Linked DNA regions of Homo sapiens: region 1 is linked to region 2. The links are chromatin loops, found by intact Hi-C in ENCODE. Cell type or tissue: breast epithelium. All regions are shown on one strand.

Region 1 (2,500 bases), 180 kb before region 2:
CACCCTAACCACATCCAGACCCAGCACCTGAAACCCACTGGCTGAGGGCTATCTAAAGCCCCTGGAGTGCCAGGGCATCCCTACCCTCAGGGTAGTTTTGAACCAATGTCAGGTGACAGCTGGTGTATAAATACCCCAGCTCCCTCTCCTTGGGTGGGATAATTCCAAGGTCTGTGCTGTATGGTTTCCTATTGCTTAACACTGACCTAATGACGTCCCCCTCACAGAGGGTCCTCCCCTTCCCTGGGTCATGTCCTTACTTGTCCACTCCCCTGTTGGTGTTTCCTGGGATCACCTCCTAAATTAATGATTTGTGCCAGAATCCTTGTATCAAGGTTGCTTCTGAGGGCCCCGAACAAGACAAGCACCAGCACTCCAAAGGACTGGCAGAGCTCAACTCCAAAGTCATAAGAGGACGGCAGCGATGGACTACCAGGTCTAGGAAAGGCCCCAGAGATTTGCTTGAAGAACACATTTCAGGTAGACAGAGTCCTTGGTTAATTCCTGGCCCTTTCAAAAACTCAATGACCCTGTACTTTTCGAAGCTGAGGTGGGAGGATTGTTCGAAGTCAGGAGTTCAGGACCAGCCTGGGCAACATACTGAGACCCCATCTCTACAAAAAATTTAAAAAATAGCTGGGCATGAAGGTATGCGGCTGTAGTCCTAGCTACTTAGGAAGCTGAGGTGGGAGGATTGCTTGAGCCCGGGAGTCTGGGGCTGCAGTGAGCTATAATTGCACCACTGTGCACTCCAGCCTGGGTGCTGGGTGACAGAGTGAGACCTTGTCTCTAAAAATAAAGAAAGATAGAGAAAGAGAAAAAAAATGAGAGAAAGAGATAAAAAGAAAGAAATGTTTTAAATGTCAAAAAAGAAGGAAAGAAAGAAAGAAGGAAAGAAAGAGAAAGAAAGAAAATTTTTAAATGTTAAAGACCTAATTTAATTAGATGCCTTCAGTTTCACAGATGGAGCAAATGGGCTCAGAAAGACTAGTGACATTTTCTCAAAAATAGGGACACCCATTTCTCTTCCTGGTTTTGCCAGCTTCCTTTCAAGCTCTTTCTATTTCCCAAAGAAGAAGCTGGAATCACCCAATATAGCCCTCTGACATTGCTGACTAATGGGTACTGTCTGAAGCATTATCGTAGCAGTAATGATAATAACATGTCCCTAAAGGGCACTTATACCCTGTGCCTGGCACTGTACAAAGCACTTTACATGCACTGACCCCATCTTCAATGTCACGTGATACAGTAGCTTTACCATCCCTGCTTTACATATGATGAAACAAAACACAGAGAGGTTAGCTGACTTCCCCAGGGACACACAGCAAGGAAGCGGGAAACAGAACTCATACCCACGCAGCCTGGCTCCAGATCTCACACTCTGGAGCCCATGCAAGCCATAACTGATCTAGAATAAAACACAAACCGAGGGAGTCCATTTTTAACTAGCCCTTCCTAGATGCACCCTCAGATACAGCTAGCCAAAGACCAGGTACCAACCTGCATCTTCACTGGATGGGTGGGTTAACCTCAGAAGTTATCCGAGGTTAGTCAGTGGTTCAAGATCTCTTGGTTCCAACCTCTTTGCTCTAGAAACACATCTGGAGAGATTTCTTGCACATTTTCCACTACTTCCTGGTTTATTCCAGATAGAAAAACTTATGAATATGGAAGGTAATAAGCTTTGCCCCTTATGTCTGCTAAAATTTACCTGCCCAGAAACGGGGGTGGGAATTAACATCACAAAGCCCACCTGGCATCTTTTAGAGATGCATTCAAGCTGCTTCTCATTTCATCCACATCTTTCCACCCACGGCCGGTGAAGAACATGAAGAACACGACGTGGTACATTTTTAAACCGTCCGATCCTGTAATCAGCCAATAATATGTGTTCACTTGAAGCCCGCCCAACACACTGGCCAGGCTTTCATCATCATTCCCAATCACCAAGCAGACTGCCCAGGCGGCCACTACCTCTCAGGAAGGCTTCTGGGACAATCTCAAGGCGATGTGTGAACTCGGGAATCTTGTAAGCATTTTGCTCACGCAACTTGGCTTTCTTTGGAACTTGAAGCTTGCTTCTGTTCAACTGAAATCAAAATTGCCTGTCATGGAGATGTGCTTGCAGGCTGTGACTGCGGCTCCACACTGGAACTTTTAGCTACAACCCCCACAAACACTGACTGAGAATACTGAATGGGGTGCTGGGGTGAACAGAGGAAAACTTTGGATGCTGAGAAAATGATGCAAGCTCAGTGACCTCCCATTCAACTGGAGGGGGTCTGTGGGGATCAGAAGAAGCAAGGCTTCACTGGTTTCCATTTTCCTGAGCTAACGGCCACAAGCTTATTCCAATGGACCCTTGTGATTTGAGATAGTTTGTGCTGGCTGCATTTGGAGCTCCAGCTTCCGTGGGAGTTGGAGCGGAAAGAACACTGAAATGTCCTCTTCTTGCTGGGAGCCGTGGACACCTCTTCTGGAGAAGGGTGTGTAGGGA
Region 2 (2,500 bases):
CAGGACCGACTCAAAGTCCAAAAATGTGGGAAAGTTTATTTATTTCTCCAAAACATTCCTGATTTGTAATGTGCTTACTAAAAATGTTCTAGCTGACCAAGCCCTGCTATATTTAGCTACAGCATTGAAAAGAAATACTCTTTACACTTTATAAGGCGGGCTATGAAATGCATGAGTTTAGGGAAAACTGCTCCTCCAGGCTAGGCCCTTTCTCCCCAGGAGAGGGGTGGAGCCTCGGTTTTGGCTTATAGGAATGGTCTCAGTGCTGGGGGGCAGAAATAAAGAGTTGTATTCATTCCCAAGGCCCTTGAGTTCACAATGGCTAGACAGTCAGCCCTGGGAAGTCTCCTCTAGGCTCCTTGTACCACCTGGGCAAAGCAAAGAAGCACCAAAGGAATGTTGCTCTCCTCCAGCCTGTGAAAATCATCTCTCCTATGGTTTTCCTAAGATCCCCTGCCGTGTGTAGCAGCTTATTTTGCTTTTGGTTTCGTGTTCAAACGGTTGGATCATCTCAAGAGAGGAAACACGGCAACAAAAAGATGAAATGGATCCCAGCCTGCCCGGGCAGGAGGACTGCAGAAATCAGCCCCAGGAGCCTTCTGTTCTCGACAGAATTCTCTAACATGAGCAGCACTGTTTGTTCGTGTTTTTGTTGCTGCACAGAGAAGTCATGAGTGGAGACTAGAGGTTATGTCTGTATACAGCCATAAGACTTAGCATGTATTGAGTGTTTTCTGTATGCCAGACATTTTACAAACATCAACTCATTTAACTCTGATGAGGTCTCATGCAGGAGGAGAGATTATGCTTCCTGCTTTACAGATGAGAACCAGGGCAGGCTGTGGTCATGAATGTATAACCATCATTTAATTTATGCCCATTACAGCTCTATGAAGTAGTTACTAATGTTATTTGTACCCATGCCAGGAGTTAAGGGACAAAAGAGTTAGGTCACTGCCAATGTCAACAGCAAGTGAAGGCTCAGCTGCATTATTAGCCTCTGTCTCATGGGCTCCGAGGCCACACTCTTATCCAGGTTAAGGAACCCTCTTCCGGGGCCACCTCACCCTGACTAGATCAATTACTGAGGGGTAAGGAATCAATAAGATGCAATTACAGCAATTGTTCCCATTGTTGGGTGTGTTGGAGTGGACCTGGAAGAGGTGGATAGGAGATGGTGACCAGCTACCTGGGAGAGATGAGAAGCCGAGAGATGAGAAGCCAAGAGCTCTGGGTGGCGTGAGGTTCATAATACTTTCCGCTGCACATTGCAAAGGCATGAGCTGTTCCTTAAAGTTCATGCTGTCGAAGTCCATGTGACCTCGCAAACTCCAGGGTGTTGTTCCTCACCCTTCCAAGTGGGCTTAACACGGACACTGCCCTGGGGTGGAGACCCTTTTATCGTCCCAACTTCTTCTGGATTGGGCTTGAGGATGCCCTCACCAACATGTGGTCCACACATTCTAAAAGGGCAGGACAGCGTCAGCCACACAACCCAGTGAAGGCTGAGCCCTGTGGCTCACCCCTGTAATCCCAGTGCTTTGGGAGGCTGAGGTGGGAGAGTCACTTGAGGTCAAGAGTTCGAGACCAGCCTGGGCAACATGCCAGACCCCTCTCTGCAAACATAAAAATTTGTGAAATAAGCCAAGTGTAATAGTGTGCACGTATGGTCCCAGCTACTCAGGAGGCTGAGGCAGGAGGCTGGCTTGAGCCCAGGAGTTTGAGGCTAGTGAGCTATGACTACAACACTGCATGGCAATCCAGCCTGGGCAACAGAGTAAGACTCAGCCTCAAAAAAAAAAAAAAAAAAGAAAAAAGAAAAAAGAAAAGAAAAGAAAAAGAAAAACCATTACTACTGTGCACAGTCAAAGGCAGTCCAGCAACTTCTCAGACTCCAAGACATCCAGGCAGAGATGCATGGCCAGGGCAGGCCCTCTCTGGAACTCAGTTGAAGCCGAGGCCCTGCCCACCTAAGAGGGACCCAGATTAGTATCTACAGCCTGCTTCTCTTGGAAGCTTGCCAGATGGGAGATTCCAATCTTCTGGAATTCCAGATGCAGCCATAGGCATTGTCTGGGACATCCCAGCCTTGGCTTTTGTACATCAAGGTGTGGTCAGGGCAGCGGCAACTTCCTGGTCCCCGCAGAAGGACCCCCAGTGTGCTGGTCACAGTCAGCTTGCCCAGCCCTTCCCTGGTCCACTCGCAGCCCCTCTTCACCTCCTCTGCAGGTTGACCCCTATGGACAGCATTACCTGGGCTACCTTGCAGGCTGGGTTTCTTGCAGGTTTCAGCCCATCGGAAGCATCAGATGAGGCTGGAAGGCGGAAGAGGAGAGGTGGGATATTTCCCTTCCCTCCTGTCTGCTCCAGCACTGTGGCTCCTTTCCACTCCAGCTCTGAAGGTGGTACCTGCTGCAGGCTGAGGGGGCAGAGGCAGGATGGAGCTGTTCTCACCCTTGCTAATCACTGGCGGTTTCGTTCATCCAGCCCACTCCTCCAT

Evidence for each region. A loop is a pair of places that touch in the nucleus more often than their neighbours do. Peaks named below come from ENCODE experiments on the same cell type or tissue, not always from the same donor. Only the 100,000 strongest peaks of a DNase experiment are listed, where the experiment ranks them.
Region 1: it touches region 2 in a loop (14-fold over the local background); 49 of 110 quality-filtered maps call a loop at or near these places.

The regions. Positions count from the first base shown.
Region 1 is chr16:86,763,481-86,765,980 of GRCh38, reverse strand. It overlaps LOC105371392 (a long non-coding RNA gene), which reads left to right and starts at 1,956. Exons shown (of 3, transcript XR_933864.4): 1 at 1,956-2,489. In breast epithelium, no CTCF peak of the experiment used is centred here; no DNase peak of the experiment used is centred here; H3K27me3 peaks cover 1,288 bases.
Region 2 is chr16:86,583,991-86,586,490 of GRCh38, reverse strand. No RefSeq gene overlaps it. Among named protein-coding and RNA genes, the nearest start is that of FOXL1, 6.7 kb to the right of the region's middle. In breast epithelium, no CTCF peak of the experiment used is centred here; no DNase peak of the experiment used is centred here; H3K27me3 peaks cover 438 bases.